Linked DNA regions of Homo sapiens: region 2 is linked to region 1. The links are chromatin loops, found by intact Hi-C in ENCODE. Cell type or tissue: OCI-LY7. All regions are shown on one strand. Links, peaks and the distances in the headings refer to the core of each region. The heading gives the core; the rest is flanking DNA.

Evidence for each region. Hi-C counts contacts between places; a loop is a spot of excess contacts. Peaks named below come from ENCODE experiments on the same cell type or tissue, not always from the same donor. Only the 100,000 strongest peaks of a DNase experiment are listed, where the experiment ranks them.
Region 2: a loop joins it to region 1, with 4 times the contacts of the local background. A loop is called at or near these places in 4 of 110 quality-filtered maps.

Annotation. Positions count from the first base shown.
Region 1 is chr3:120,413,086-120,421,420 of GRCh38, forward strand. It overlaps FSTL1 (follistatin like 1), which reads right to left. Exons shown (of 11, transcript NM_007085.5): 3 at 2,838-2,942. It overlaps LOC124900546 (a long non-coding RNA gene), which reads right to left. Exons shown (of 2, transcript XR_007096030.1): 2 at 4,152-8,335. It also overlaps the pseudogene BTNL12P. Among named protein-coding and RNA genes, the nearest start is that of MIR198, 22 kb to the left of the region's middle. RefSeq lists enhancers at 602-1,284, 4,017-4,186. In OCI-LY7, for the core only: CTCF peaks have their summits at 4,275 (motif pointing left), 4,478, 5,999, 6,206 and 1 weaker place; DNase peaks (open chromatin) are centred at 4,336 and 6,006; H3K4me3 peaks cover 987 bases; H3K27ac peaks cover 342 bases.
Region 2 is chr3:119,816,336-119,824,670 of GRCh38, forward strand. It overlaps NR1I2 (nuclear receptor subfamily 1 group I member 2), which reads left to right. Exons shown (of 9, transcript NM_003889.4): 9 at 733-2,152. The coding sequence ends at 877. It overlaps GSK3B (glycogen synthase kinase 3 beta), which reads right to left. Exons shown (of 11, transcript NM_001146156.2): 11 at 4,986-8,335. Among named protein-coding and RNA genes, the nearest start is that of NR1I2, 38 kb to the left of the region's middle. In OCI-LY7, for the core only: a CTCF peak has its summit at 4,861 (motif pointing right); a DNase peak (open chromatin) is centred at 4,856.

The sequences.
Region 1 (8,335 bases), core at 186-8,185:
CCAAGATCACAGGCAAGTTCAGTTTCTTTGGACTTCTATGGTTTTTAAAGGGGAGAAGCAGGAAGTAAATTTAGCTCAGATCCAATAAAGAAAGGAACTGAAACAAGAAAGAGCAGATGGTAAAAAGAAGCACAGAGCACTGGAAGTGGATGGCAGCCCAACCTTTCCAGTTTTAGTTGAGGATACCAAAAACACAAATTTCAGTGAACCAATATTTATTATGGAGTGCTCACTATGTGCTGGGCAACGGGCAAAACCAAATGTGGGCACTGTCTTCACAGCATCTCCTGAGACCTCAGGTTTGGTCTCAGCTCACCCACATCTAGTTGTACAATTTTTAGGATCAGGTTTCTAGATCCTAAGTCCAGGCTTATGCCACCACACTGTGGCCAGGTACACTGCCAGTGAGGACCTCCCAGAGCTAATGGATCCCCAGTAGGATCTGGCTTTTAGGTTTCTGAGTTAGAAAACTTCCTTTCTGGGGCAACAAATCAGGATCCTTAACCTGGGGACTAAATTGGTTGTATTTAATTTGCAGAAAGACGTGTTTCCAGGCTATGGGTTGTTTTGACAGAAAACAGAATGTCCAAGGTATTTATGTTCACTTTAGTGGCAGAACTTGTCAGAATCCAGCCTACAAAAGAAGTATTTATCAAAGGCTCTCTTTGTTTTTTAAACATTAAAAAAAAAACTCCCTCTCCCTCTCCCCCTCCCCCTCCCTCTCCCTCTCTTTCCACGGTCTCCCTCTCATGTTGAGCCGAAGCTGGACTGTACTGCTGCCATCTCGGCTCACTGCAACCTCCCTGCCTGATTCTCCTGACTCAGCCTGCCCAGTGCCTGCGATTGCAGGCTTGCGCCGCCATGCCTGACTGGTTTTGGTGGAGACGGGGTTTCGCTGTGTTGGCCAGGCCGGTCTCCAGCCCCTAACCGCAAGTGATCCGCCAGCCTCGGCCTCCCGAGGTGCCGGGATTGCAGACGGAGTCTCGTTCACTCAGTGCTCAATGGTGCCCAGGCTGGAGTGCAGTGGCGTGATCTCGGCTCGCTACAACCTCCACCTCCCAGCCGCCTGCCTTGGCCTCCCAAAGTGCCGAGATTGCAGCCTCTGCCTGGCTGCCACCCCGTCTGGGAAGTGAGGAGCGTCTCTGCCTGGCCGCCTATCGTCTGGGATGTGAGGAGCCCCTCTGCCTGGCTGCCCAGTCTGGAACGTGAGAAGCGTCTCTGCCCGGCCGCCATCCCACCTAGGAAGTGAGGAGCACCTCTTCCCGGCCGCCATCACATCTAGGAAGTGAGGAGCGTCTCTGCCCGGCCGCCCATCGTCTGAGATGTGGGGAGCGCCTCTGCCCGGCCGCCCCTACTGGGAAGTGAGGAGCCCCTCTGCCCGGCCACCACCCCGTCTGGGAGGTGTGCCCAACAGCTCATTGAGAACGGGCCAGGATGACAATGGCGGCTTTGTGGAATAGAAAGGCGGGAAAGGTGGGGAAAAGATTGAGAAATCGGATGGTTGCCATGTCTGTGTAGAAAGAAGTAGACATGGGAGACTTTTCATTTTGTTCTGTACTAAGAAAACTTCTTCTGCCTTGGGATCCTGTTGATCTGTGACCTTACCCCCAACCCTGTGCTCTCTGAAACATATGCTGTGTCCACTCAGGGTTAAATGGATTAAGGGCGGTGCAAGATGTGCTTTGTTAAACAGACGCTTGAAGGCAGCATGCTCATTAAGAGTCATCACCACTCCCTAATCTCAAGTACCCAGGGACACAAACACTGCGGAAGGCCGCAGGGTCCTCTGCCTAGGAAAACCAGAGACCTTTGTTCACTTGTTTATCTGCTGACCTTCCCTCCACTATTGTCCTATGACCCTGCCAAATCCCCCTCTGTGAGAAACACCCAAGAATTATCAATAAAAAATAAATAAATTAAAAAAAAAAGAAAGAAAAAAAATCTTTAGCTCTATTTAGAGATCTCTGCAACGTTCTTTTAATTTCTAAATTATTGCTTTTATACAATGGAATAAATACATATTCATGTTTGTTTTTCAAAAAAAAAAAAACATTAAAAAAAAAAAACCCTGCATCTCATCTACTGTTTTTAAAAATTTGCATATCCTCTGACCTAGCAAGCCCTGGTGTCAATCAATGCTACAGAAATAAAGGCAGGGGCATATAAGGGTATTTGCACAAGGATGTTATTGGTTATAGTGGTAAACAACCCAAAGAACCAACTGAATGTCCATCTATGGGAAAATGATTGAATAAATCTAGTTCTTTTATATTACTAAACATTATGCCACTACAATGAGTTAAATGAGTTAAAAGTATATGTGCTGATCTAGAGGGTTGTCCCTGATAAATTAATGAGTAAAGAATACAAACTGTATATATCTATATCCATATCATGATCCCATTTTTGCATAAAATAGGGGGAACCATTATGTCTACAGTAGCATATAAACCCTATGCTTATAGTAACATAGAAAAGAAAAACATGTGGAACATGTATCAAATTGTTAACGCTGGTTACTTCAGACTAAGGGATTGAAGGGTTATGGGGGAAGATTATAATTTTATGCTTGTGTAAATGTCTGTACTATTTGACTTATATAAAACAATTCTTATTTTTTAATTAAAAAATCTTATAAAGCTAAATTTTTTTAAAAGAAAAAATATCCATGCTTTAAAAATCAGGAATCTGGAATAAGAATTCCACGTTTTTCAGGGGGATGAAGAATGCTTTTATAAAGAGAATGAAATCATTGGCACTGCCTGCTGATGGGTGGCTCCGCAAGGTACCACATTGGCCTTGGCCACTGTCCTCTGGCTCCCGACATCAGGACTTACCTCAATGCAGAGACAGGTGGGTTCCCCTTTCTCTGTGACTGCACATTCCCGGCCGGCTCCACAAAACACATTGGCACAGATCTTGGATTTGCTCCTTAGCTCTTCCTAAAACATACAATCATAAAGGAAACCGTGTGACTGAGATGAACCCATTATGGAATGAGCCCATAATGAGATTATCTTTCAGGCTTGGGCTTTGCTCTGGAGTCATGGCTCATGGTCTTAAACAGCTAGATGTTGGGTCTTAAACAGCTGTTGGAGACGTTGCCTCCAACAGCTAGTGCCCTACTCCCAGATACTGCTTCAGCCCAGGTTCAGGTACTTCTGAGTCCCTAATATGTTTCTCAAAGAGCAAGAGTTCCTTTCTTGCATGCTTCCTTTCTTCTAAAAATGCTTGTTGAGCACCAATTTTATGCCAACACTACGCTGAGATGGAGATACAAAGGACAGACCCTGTCCTCAGGAAGCTCCATGACTCTCAGAGGAAACTCACAAAGAAAGAGACATTTGGAAAACAACACAGGAAGTGCAAGAACAGGATCACCAGGGAGCTGGAGGGGAGGAAGAGGGTGAGAATTTTTCAAAGGATACTTTCTGAAGATACTAGGTCTTAACTGATTCTTAAAGGGTGAGAGGAGTAAGTCAGGCAGAAATGGAAACATTGTACAGAACTATGACTATCTGAAGGACCCAAACCTGACTGAATGGTGTTCTAGGCATTATCATCTCAAAGGGCAAAAGAAGGATGGCTAAACCATTGGAAACGTGGATTCGCTATTTTTGCTATGGTCCCATTTAGCCCCTACCCATGTCTGCCACTGTCTTCAAGATTAAGAGGGCGAAGCTGCCTGAAAGTAGAACTATTCTCAAATCATTTGCTAGTCAGGCATTCCCCTGTTCAGACGTGTGCAGCAGAACTGACAAGGCAGGGAATGGTCTCAGTGTATGCCACCTGAGAATGTGGGGGTATTGACAGGCACTGATCTGTTGGTGGCTCATCCCTTCCCTCCCATTCACTGGTGGCAGAAAGCCAGCCCCACCTCATTCACCACTCAACCCAGGGGTAGTGGTGGTTGCATGAAGGAGAATGTGATTTCCCCAGCTTCTCATCCTGACTGGCTGGGCAGGCAAAATCACGAAAGACCTCCAGACTCAAGGCTACTGGGCTAGATGCTGTGACAAAACCAACAAAGACTGCAGGAGGCACGATGGGGTCATGGGGCTGGCTGGGGTAAGGCAGGGATGGAACCAGACAGTCCACCCTCCAGGCCATGTCTACCACATTATGCAGAGAACTCACACCCACAAGTCTTGTAACAGTACAATTCTTATAGTTGGTGAATGTTTTATACTCAAGATTAGGGGAAAAAAGCAAAAAGAAAGAAGAGGCTTTCGAGCTGAGGTGCTGTATCCAATACAGCTAGTCTGCTGCCACCCAGAGGCTGCTCTGCAAACTCCAGGTCATTATTTTCTGTCCCAAGCCAGCTTGCTGGTCATGCAGGGCTCCCATTGGTCTAGAAGCCGTTCTCAGCTCACATTTCATTGGTTCACATGCTGTTGATAAACCAATTCTTTTTTGAATGTTGCTAAGGCGAATTCAAGAAAGCTAGCAGGCGGGGAAGAAAGAGGAAGTAATTCCCAGAAGTCCGCGGGGATTGGAGAGCTTTTGTTTTCCTAAACAGAGAGTGGAGATAAAAATCAAGGATATTCTCCAGGCAGGGCCCTCTTGTGGAAACTGTGCCTGACAATGTAAGGCAACACGAAAAAGGAAGAGGAAAAGGTTTTTGCTGACGAGTTGTTCCCATGAGTTATGGACACACAAATGCATAAAAAAGCATGCTCAGACACATGCCTGCACTCAAAGACACCCGCACACAGCTCCACAGGCAAACACCCACAAACCTCCACTCACTAGTCTCTGTCCTTAACTAGTAATTTTCATTCTTTAAGGCTCACATGTCCTCATCTATAAAGTAGGGGTAAATGCCAACCCTGCCCTGCGGAGATTCAGTGAGATACATGTGGAAGTACCAACTGTAAAACAAGCTGCATATGAAACCTGTTATTCATGGGAATGCCTTATAGAGCTACTTGCAGAAAAGCCTGTGGCATGTATGGAACCTCCTTTTAACTTACATTGTTGTTTTTAGTAAGTATTAAAAACGGATTGAATTAAACCAAGTCATTTTTCAGGAATAGTTCTCAAAAATCCATTTGAAGAAACAGATAACTTTTGAGTTATAACAACTAATATTTGAATAGTACAATTTACAAAATGTTTTCATACACATGATTTTGTCTTATAGGGAAACCCTGCAAGAATAGGTATATTATTATTAACCCTATTCCATAGATGAGGAAATTGAAGACCAGAAAGGTCAGATAACTTGCCCAAGTTTCCAAAGCTAGAAATGAGAGGAGCTAGGATTCCAACTCGTATCTTCAACCACTGATAACTAAACTCCCATTTATAAATATCCGGCATCCTACTATTTTTATTATATGTGATTTAAGCTCTTCAATAACTCCTTAAGTTAGACATCATTACTAGCCCCATTTCACAGGTGAGAGAGCAGAGGCTTAAATAACTAGAAAGTGGCAGAGCTAGAATTCTGCCCAAAGGGAAAGCAGTTTATATTTGATTTATTTTCATATCCAGATGACGTAAGGAAATTATGATGGGGGTGTGAGTTGCATAATTAGCAAGTGTCGGGAGAATGTGCGTTAAGAGTGCGTCAGAGATTTAGGTTTAAATTACCCACATCCCACCTCTATTCCTTACTTGCTGGTCGTGGGCCAGGTGCTCTCTTTAAACCTCAGCTTCCTCGTGAAAACTGGGAGTACTGATTCTTAGAGGGTTGTTGTGAGGATTAAACGGGATGTACTGCAGGCAGCACAGTGCCTGCCACACAACTGAAAGTGGCTATTACTACAGTGGGCAATTTATTTTCAGACAACTTTCCCACTGAGATGCTGTCACTACCACCTTGGGCTGTCATGTCCCCGTTTTTCCCTGTCCTCCCTTGCACTGCAGTGATAATAGAGAACAGAAGGACTCACTGAATGGAAAAAACAAAAGGCCCGTTTGAAGAGCACACAGAGAAGGGGGGAGCCACTAGTTACACAATCATTCCTCTTTGCAGGTGACACGTCTGTCAATAGGTGGCAATCTCTCTCTGTCTTGCACAGCCCAGCACTGCAATGCAGAAGCGCAGTGTTGGCTCCTGCAGCTCCACCCAGCTCTGTCCTCGGAACAAGAAGTGGTGCAGGAGGTGGAAGAATAGGGTGGCTGCTCCAAAAACATGGGTAGGGGGATCTACCAATGTGGGGGAGGTCTCACCTGCAGCCTCATAGCCCTCCCCAGTGATCCCCATTCACAGGCATGCTTTGATGCAGAAATCAACAATGAAGAAAATTTTCTCCAGAGAGATAGGCTTTGTGCCATTGAAAGCTCTTCTCCAAGCCTCATCTTCTCTGGGAGTGGGAGTGTCAGGTGCATCCCCGAGGTGCCTAGAAAGTTGCTTAGGGTGGTGGGTAGTCTTACCCATCTACTGAGAAACTGATTCTGAGTGGGGGAAAAGAACACCTTGAGAGGGGTTGAACATGCTCATGGGTTCAACCCTTCTCGTGGTGAGGAAGAGGGAGATGAAGCAGGGTGGCAGGTGATGATGGGGAGAGGGGTGGCGCTCGATGGCTGACCTGAGGGGCTCTCCACAGCGACTATGAGAAGTGAGAACCTTGGAAGGTTTGGGATTGGGTAGGTAACATGATGGATATGGTGCTTTGGAATGTTAATTTGTGTTGGGTCCTTTCTGAAATTCTGATTCAAAGTGCAAGGCAGCCTGGATGGAGAGAGGCTGCAAGCAGGAAAACCGGCCAGGTTTAAGACTGTAATCTAGTCGGGGATGACAAGGGCCTAGGACCCAGGGCCAATGTTAATTTTAGCACCTTCAGCTGAGTGAGGCTCTGCAGATATCTCTGTCCTCACAACCTCTGTGCAGGTCTCTGTATTTTTAGTCCCATGTAACAGATGCAGAGGCATCGGAGAGTCAGGAAAGCTCTGTGACGCATGGAGGCCACATAACTAGTGAGAGCTGACTCAGGAATAGAACAAAGGCCAGTCTGACTCCAGAGCCTCAAGGTTCCCTCTTGGGGTACAATCAAGGCAGTGAGCTTTGGGGAGTGGGGACAGTTCCAAGGGCTGGCACAGGGTGAGGTCACAAGGTACAATGCAGTTCTTGCAAATAGAAGTGTTTGTTCTACCACTGTAATGATTTTAGGAATGAGGTCCCAAAGCAGTATGAGGACTTCATGTATGCGTAGATAACCACATTGGCACATGGATGTTTTCTAGGAGTATGAGGTCACAGGCAGGTCCAATATCACAAAAGTATGAACCTATAAGTCTAAATGTACCTGTGAGAATGTAATTGATTTGAGTGGGGGTAGAGGGTGTGTTTTGGAAGTGTGGACACTCAGATATATTGATAAAAATCAGCAAAATATCTGCCTGCAATGGAGAAACATCAGATTTCTAGCTTTATCCTTCTGCATCATCTTCCTGACCAGTCTCCGTGTTGTTTTCATTTCGTGTGTTGCAAGCCAAGCTCTGGAGATTTGGTCTCATTAATTTTCACATTGCAAACTCCCTTTGGTAGAAGACAGACTGGGAACATTCCTGACTTTTTACTAGGTAGAAAGTATCTGAGCAACGGTCAGCCATTGAATGGCAATATTCATACTTGCACAGCAATTCTGGTTGATCTGTAATTTTACTGTCATTTTTGATTCTTTTTAGATAGGCAGGCAGGGGATACCTCTGAGGCCCTTCTAGATTTAAGATCCTATGGTGAAAATAAAACTGAGGCTCACAGCTACATGTGACTGGTCCAAGATCTCACAGTTGTAGAATTGAGGCCTGGCCCTAGGTCTCCAGACTTTAATCCCAGCCTCTTTCCACTAAACCACTCTACCTCTTTACAAATCAAAGCCAGGAAATGTCTTGAATCCAAGGTCTTAAAAAATGGAAATGATTTTTGCAATCAAAAAAGATCTTTGCAAGCAAATGGAGAAGCAAGTTATTTGCAAAACTACCAGTAGAGGTGATCGTGCATCTGAGTCTCTGGGCCAACCAGAATTAAGTCTGAACATAAAATACACGTTGAATGTTTAAAAAAAAGTCTTCTGAAGTAAAATAATTTCTGGAAGAACAGTGTGCTTTGGCAGGAAAGGAAGCTTATAAGCAAAGCCATAAAACTGTCAGTTTAATATACCATCATTTCACTAACATGAAGTGGGCCGGCTCTGTCCCCTCCATTCTTTTCCTCCTTCCAACTCTTTTAAAAAAGAACAGCTCTACTTATGCCAAGGTGGAATTTTGGCTCTACTTGCCACTATTCTGCGACAGAGTGGCTTTGTTGACGTGAGAAAGGCTCTCTTTGCTTTGCCAGAATTAGTCATGGAAACTTCACAGGAACACCAGGGCCCCTCAGATATAC
Region 2 (8,335 bases), core at 87-8,086, 600 kb before region 1:
ATATGGTACATCTCAGACACTAGATCCAAAGCTAGTTCCAGGAAGGGATTCCAGCCTGCAGCCCCTAACCTCCACAACGACTCTGCTCAGTCCTGGCCCCTGGACATTAACGAAGGCAGTGACAGCCCCACACCCCCAAACTGGTAGCTGCAATATCTACATTTTCCCACGGAAGTCTCTGTGTACAAAGATGCAACTCCCGCAGCTGGGTGTCGTGGCTCACACCTATAATCCCAGCACTTTGAGAGGTCAAGACAGGAGGATCCCTTGGGGCCAGGAGTTCAAAACCAGCCTAGGCAACATAGCCAGACCCCAACTCTAGAAAAATTTTAAAAAATTAGCCAGGTATGGTGGCATGTGCTCTAGTCCTAGCTACCCAGGAGGCTGAGGCTGGAGGTCTCTTGAGTCCAGGAGTTTGACACTGCAGTGAGTCCATGATCGTGCCATCATGCTCTAGCCTGGGTGACAGAACGAGATCCTGTCCCTTTAAAGAAAAAAAAAAAAAAAAGACACAGCTCCCATGAATGGGATGGGAGTGGGGAGAGTATTGGGCAGGCTGTTCTGCCTTTCTCATCTACAGGGTAAAAGAGAAGCTTACGGAATTCAGCCAAGCCTTGTCTCTTGGCTGACCTGAAATGTCCAGAGATTATGCTTGTGCAGCCTCAGAGCAGCCCTGAGGCTTGTGGGTCAGGGCGGGCTGCACCCACAATCTTTTCTCTGGCTGGCATGCAGGTTCTTGTTCCTGAAGATCATGGCTATGCTCACCGAGCTCCGCAGCATCAATGCTCAGCACACCCAGCGGCTGCTGCGCATCCAGGACATACACCCCTTTGCTACGCCCCTCATGCAGGAGTTGTTCGGCATCACAGGTAGCTGAGCGGCTGCCCTTGGGTGACACCTCCGAGAGGCAGCCAGACCCAGAGCCCTCTGAGCCGCCACTCCCGGGCCAAGACAGATGGACACTGCCAAGAGCCGACAATGCCCTGCTGGCCTGTCTCCCTAGGGAATTCCTGCTATGACAGCTGGCTAGCATTCCTCAGGAAGGACATGGGTGCCCCCCACCCCCAGTTCAGTCTGTAGGGAGTGAAGCCACAGACTCTTACGTGGAGAGTGCACTGACCTGTAGGTCAGGACCATCAGAGAGGCAAGGTTGCCCTTTCCTTTTAAAAGGCCCTGTGGTCTGGGGAGAAATCCCTCAGATCCCACTAAAGTGTCAAGGTGTGGAAGGGACCAAGCGACCAAGGATGGGCCATCTGGGGTCTATGCCCACATACCCACGTTTGTTCGCTTCCTGAGTCTTTTCATTGCTACCTCTAATAGTCCTGTCTCCCACTTCCCACTCGTTCCCCTCCTCTTCCGAGCTGCTTTGTGGGCTCCAGGCCTGTACTCATCGGCAGGCGCATGAGTATCTGTGGGAGTCCTCTAGAGAGATGAGAAGCCAGGAGGCCTGCACCAAATGTCAGAAGCTTGGCATGACCTCATTCCGGCCACATCATTCTGTGTCTCTGCATCCATTTGAACACATTATTAAGCACCGATAATAGGTAGCCTGCTGTGGGGTATACAGCATTGACTCAGATATAGATCCTGAGCTCACAGAGTTTATAGTTAAAAAAACAAACAGAAACACAAACGATTTGGATCAAAAGGAGAAATGATAAGTGACAAAAGCAGCACAAGGAATTTCCCTGTGTGGATGCTGAGCTGTGATGGCGGGCACTGGGTACCCAAGTGAAGGTTCCCAAGGACATGAGTCTGTAGGAGCAAGGGCACAAACTGCAGCTGTGAGTGCGTGTGTGTGATTTGGTGTAGGTAGGTCTGTTTGCCACTTGATGGGGCCTGGGTTTGTTCCTGGGGCTGGAATGCTGGGTATGCTCTGTGACAAGGCTACGCTGACAATCAGTTAAACACACCGGAGAAGAACCATTTACATGCACCTTATATTTCTGTGTACACATCTATTCTCAAAGCTAAAGGGTATGAAAGTGCCTGCCTTGTTTATAGCCACTTGTGAGTAAAAATTTTTTTGCATTTTCACAAATTATACTTTATATAAGGCATTCCACACCTAAGAACTAGTTTTGGGAAATGTAGCCCTGGGTTTAATGTCAAATCAAGGCAAAAGGAATTAAATAATGTACTTTTGGCTAGAGGGGTAAACTTTTTTGGCTTTTTTCTGGGGAAAATAATGTGGGGGTGTGGAAATAGAAACATACGCAAGCATACATATTTTTACTACTTATTTTATTATTATCCTGTATAAATCTGAAGACTCCGGCGTAAGAACATAAAAATGAATTATTTAACTTGGCTTACTTATAAAATGATTGTTCTGTATAAAAGTTTAACATATGTGCATACCATAATTAAAATGTAGTCCGGGCGAGGTGGCTCAGGCCTGTAATCCCAGCACTTTGGGAGGCCAAGGCTGGCGGATCACAAGGTCAGAAGATCGAGACCATCCTGGCTAACACAGTGAAACCCCGTCTCTACTAAAAATACAAAAAATTAGCCAGGTGTGGTGCTGGGCACGTGTAGTCTCAGCTACTTGGGAGGCCGTGGCGGGAGAATCACTTGAACCAGGCAGGCGGAGGTTGCAGTGAGCTGAGATCGTGCCACTGCACTCCAGCCTGGGGGAAAGAGCGAGACTCTGTCTCAAAAAAAAAAAAAAGTAGGAATTAATTTTAAATGTCTAATATTTCATTCAAATGAAACTTCACAGTAACTGAATTTTAAAGAACAGATAATTACTTAGCTTTTGACATTTTACAAGAAGCAGGCCAAACTTTGAGAACATGGTAAATCATCAGTAATATAAATCAAAGCAAGTAAACATATTCTGTCATCCCTCTGACTTTACCAGATTTTTCTGCATTAAGGAGATATAGGGAGCACTTATTTTTAGAAAAGATACTGAGGGAAAAAAAGAGCTTCTCTTTCCAAACTCAATGAATGCAGCTTTTGCTCCCAGGAATTTTAATTATGAATCCATTTATAATTAGAAATACAAATTTCTAATTTGGAAAGATAGATTTCACTCCAGTGTATTCATAAATCATATGCATCTCCCTTTCCTTACTGAAATGATTCGAGTGCTATTTGTTCAAGAGCCTGAAACTGTTGTAAGCTGTAGGACAGGGTAAGGTGAGGTTAAGATGGAATGGAGGGCAAATTTCCATCTCCCAGTCTTGATTTAAAAACTCCAGGGTAGTTCTCCAAACATTGAATTGATATGTACATATAATTTATATAGATTATAAAAACTAAATGTATTTCAAGAGTGAAGAAAGATTCAATGTTAGATGCCCTGAAGAGTTCACATAGGGTACTTCCTTTCAGTAGGTCTGTGGATCACAAGTTTATGGGACTAGAAGCCAGATTTTAACCTTCCTACTCCAACATTTGAGTTTCTTCTTTACTCCCTTCCCTGAACTTTTGAGTAAACAGAACTAAGCATCAGTTTTTAGGCATCCTTGTGACCACTTTTTTTTTTTTTTTTTTTTTCTGGGTCAGTGAGGAGAGGATGGAGTCAGTCTCCAAAGCTCAGGGCAAAAGACCTAAGCAAGCTACTGCTACCATCTGCCCCCTCATTAGTCAGGGCCACTCAACAGCCTCTCTCTACCTAGCCCAGAACTTTGTCTAATTAAGTCTTGACATTGATGACAAATCTGTGGGAAGGGCCAGAGTGGCCACTCCCTTCTGGAGAAAGAGGATGTAAGGAGAAACATACGTATGATTATCCATGGCTTCCCAGCTCCTGACTCCTAACTTGTGGGCCTCATTATGCCATCTTCCACGGCAGCTTGTTTTTTCCTGGTAGGTTTCCCTTTATGTCCTTCAGCTCTCCTAAATCTGATGGTGGTGATGAGTGAAATATTCCTACACTTGAGAAATGTGTGACCATCCCAACACTTCTGTTTACTTCCTTTCACAAACTTCTCAATGACAGGGATCTAAAAGCTAATCTCTCCTTTCCTCACTACCTTCCTAGAACACGTTTCTAAATGACATCTACCGGCTGGGCACGGTGGCTCATGCCTGTTATCCCAGCACTTTGGGAGGCTGAGACAGGCGGATCACTTGAGGTCAGGAGTTCAAGACCAGCCTGGCCAAAAAAGTGAAACCCTGTCTCTACTAAAAATGCAAAAATTATCCGGGCGTGGTGTAGTCTCAGCTACTAAGGAGGCCGAGGCAGGAGAATCACTTGAACCCGAGAGGCGGAGGTTGCAGTGAGTCGAGGTTGCGCCACTGCACTCCAGCCTAGGCGACAGAGAAAGACTCTGTCTCAAAACAAAACAAAAAAAAACGAAATGACATCTACCATCACTGCTCTCCTGAAATATGATCCCGAAGGACTGTTTGGTCAGTACTTTTTGGAAAGACTTAGAAACTAAAAAGGCAGGGGCCGGGCGCGGAGGCTCACGCCTGTAATCCCAGCACTTTGGGAGGCTGAGGTGGGCGGATCACGAGGTCAGGAGATCGAGACCATTCTGGCTAACACGGTGAAACCCCGTCTCTACTAAAAATACAAAAAATTAGCCGGGCGTGGTGGCGGGCGCCTGTAGTCCCATCTACTCGGGAGGCTGAGGCAGGAGATGGCGTGAACCCGGGAGGCGGAGCTTGCAGTGAGCGGAGATCGCGCCACTGCACTCCAGCCTGGGCAATAGAGCGAGACTCCGTCTCAAAAAAAAAAAAAAAAAAGAAAAGAAACTAAAAAGGCAGTCTTTCAGGATTCTAAATTAAAAGGTCTTGCAGGACACTAACACAATATTTAACTCAATCCCAGAACCTATGCAAGACAGCAGCAAATCCCAAACAAATGCACTTCAGTGCCAGCAGGAGGCGCATCGCACAAGTAACTTCTGTTTCTGCTAATCCAATCCTCCCCTGCCGCCCCTACTGGTTAAATGTGTTTAACTGTTTTACCAATGTTGGAATTAGCCAACCCCACCACCACAGTAAATAAATAAGAGGACCACACTTTATCGAATATAAATTTGTTTTTATTGAAGCAGCAGTCACATGACCTTATATCTAGCCTTTAGATTAGGCCTGACAGAGTGAGCCAGCCCTAAAAAAATGATGTTTCTTTTTGCACTAAGAGACATAACATGTTTACATACATCATCCAGTATTGGAAATGAGCAGACTCAAACACAACATGTGTTGGTTACCTGGGAGGTACAGCCCCACTGTTCGTGGTGTCCATATATTTTACAGAGACCCCCAAAGACCATTACTAATAGGATGAAAGTTAAAAGAAAATACAGCCACACCAAATCATGAACACAGTAATCAAAGACAGCAGCTTATACACATTTAAAAACTGTCCCTTTCAGAGTTGTTTTCTTTCTTTTCTAAGCAGTGTCTGCAAAGCTTCCTCTACATCAAATCCAAAGGTTTCCAAGGTGGAAGCTGCACCTCTTGGGGCTACACAATGGAATAAAATCATTGGAAAGAACAAGAAGTGGTATTGATATCTTGTTCTGTATAACAAAGATTAATGTTTCCCTAATTAGAGGAATGGAAATGGTGATGTGACTACATATTGCAGCGGCAAAATAGTAGGGTGAAGGAAGAGGGTTGGGTACTGAAATAAAGACCACACACTTGTGAATTTTAATTTCATTTCCAGGCTAACCTACTTTTTATTTAATGCAAATTACAGTACCAGTTAACTATTTCCAAACCAAGTCACATAGAACAAAATGTATTTACAAGGGAATGGGGAAAGGGAAAAAAAACATTGAGCATACTTTTCACAAAAAAGTTTATATTTAAAATGAAAAAAAAATCAGTCACAGAGGCATTCAAGTAGTAATAATGTTATACAGATTTTGCTTTTCCTTTATATCAAGACAGATTTGCACAAGTGTTTGCAATAGTTTGTATACAACCCACAGTCCTTTATATATATATATATATATATATAATAAATTTTGTTTTTTAGGTTTGTTTTTAAGATGGAAGTGGTCACGCTAATTGGTATGTGTACAGGCCCAAGTGATCCATCGGCAACACATTTATAAATGCAAATTTTACAGGCAAGCAGATTTTCATACAACTATCTGTATCTGCCTGTAGACAGATATAGTTAAGGAAAAAAAAACTTAAAAATTAACACAAGGAAGTCTACTTTGTCAAGCTAACCCCTTATGTACTGGTTGTCATTTTGCTTTTATTGCAGAGGTGCAAAACGGAGCAACAAACTTGAATAAAACGGCATAACCCTTGTGAAAATAATCCAAACCCCAGGGATTACTTTCAAAGCCTCTCAAAGGTAGATCTCAGTCTGGGACTCTACTGTGCTTCTAGTTGTCTCTTTTATTTTCAGTGGCTCAGGTTTCTACCAGAAAAGACAGATTTTATTGTAAAGCATACCTACTTTTCCACACAGGGGAGAAAAGTGTTTGGCTCTGTGATTAGATGATCACTAACATGAACAGTAGGAATCAGATACAATTTCAGTTGAAAAGAAAGAAAACCCCCCAAATTCCTGGGGATCTGGCATTGGCCAAACTTCCTTTGGAAGATTCCAAAGTTAAATCCTTTAAAAAGGAAAGGGAAAAATAGATGAAATGCCAGTGTCTTCATATCCACAGGGATAGAGAATACTCCTCTCAGAAACCTTTGCATTGGTGCAGACAAGATGACTGGTTAGGCATACATTGTTAAAACATAAACCAAAAATGTGTCTAAAAATTAAGAGGACTTAAAAAAAATGACACAGCATGTCACTGGAAAGAAGGTGCAGTCTTCTGCCTTGCTGGAATGAACACACGATGTTTCAAAAATAGTAACCTTTGGTTTGGTAGTTTTTTCTTCTATTCAAGACATTTTATATGGACTACTTTGAGGCAAAACATTCTATTTTTCTTTCAAAAAAGGCCTTCGTGTTGGGCACACAGTAAGAATTAAACTGATTTTTTTTAAAAGAAATTAAAATGATATTTCATTGAGCAAGGGTAGAGATGGCGGGAGGGAGGAAATGGGCTAAGAGTTCCCTTGTTAAAACAACAGTCCTCTATTGGCACGGTGGCACTCCGTGCAGTAACTGCTAGTAATTGCACTATAGCATTTTAGACCACTGACGTATCAAAACCTGATACTATTAAGAAACTTCGATTTATAAAAAAACAATTCTCTGTCACTCTCTCATTTGGGAGGGAAGTAGATAAAAGAGGAGAGAGAGAGAGCATGGAAGGCTCCCAGAATCTGCTGTTTTTAAGACCCATGGTTAGGGCTTGTGGAAGAGACGAGCAAAATTTAATCTATTCGATATCCTCCAGCTCTAGGGCTCCCTGGTGCTACACTAAGTCCCTGAATGGACTAAGTATGAAATGAAACCGGTCTCACTGCTACCGAGGAGGAAAGACATTCAGAACCAAAACAAAGGCAGGGCTTCAACGAAATGAAATTACGAATATGATTTCCTCTTCCCACTCCTGAGTATGGTATCACTGAAACTTAACTGTGGAAGGGGCAAAGATACTGTTATGAGTGAGTTATTATTTCAAAGGGAAAGGGGGTGGACAGGGAGACATGGATAAAGGAAACCAATTAAAATTTAAAAAAGAACAAATTAAAAAAAAAAACACATGGAAGCGAAGGCACTCCAAACTATATAGATACACTATACATTGCTAGAGTTATTGTTACAATAATACAGGCCGGTACCTACTGTACAGAGTTAAAACTATATGGCTTTAAAAAGCTCGTCTACATTTTGTCTGATTATTAAACAGAATCACTGCCCTGAACAGTAACTTTTTGCTCATTAATAACAGTTCCTGGGTCCACATATTTACATACAAAACAATAAAACTTAAATTTAAAAACACAGAAAGAAAATATAATGTACAAGCTTGAATTTGGTGAGGAGCTTTTTATTATTATTATATACAAAAAGATATTCAGAGACCTGGATCTCACTTGTATAAAAGAGTTCTGTGATCCCACCATGATCCTTGAGAAAGAAAAATCACACATCTCAGCACACACACACACACACACACACGCACACATGCACACACAATGAAATGAGAGAAAAGCGTGACTTTTCTCTCTTCTTTTACCCCAGTTGTGGGGGGCAACCTGTTTCCTAAAATAAGCACTGATTTTTATGGACTCTGGGGAGTATACCACGTCCAGAGCAGTGTCTGCATCCAAACGCTTGCTGGGCAGTTGGATCTGAATGCAGGTCCATTTCTCTATCACAGACCTGCCTTTTCAGATTCTTTATAAATTCTGTCTGAAAATGGTCTATCAACGCCACTACCTTTAAGGAGTTATGCTGCCAAATACTTTGATTTCAGACTTCTTTCAAATCTTAGCT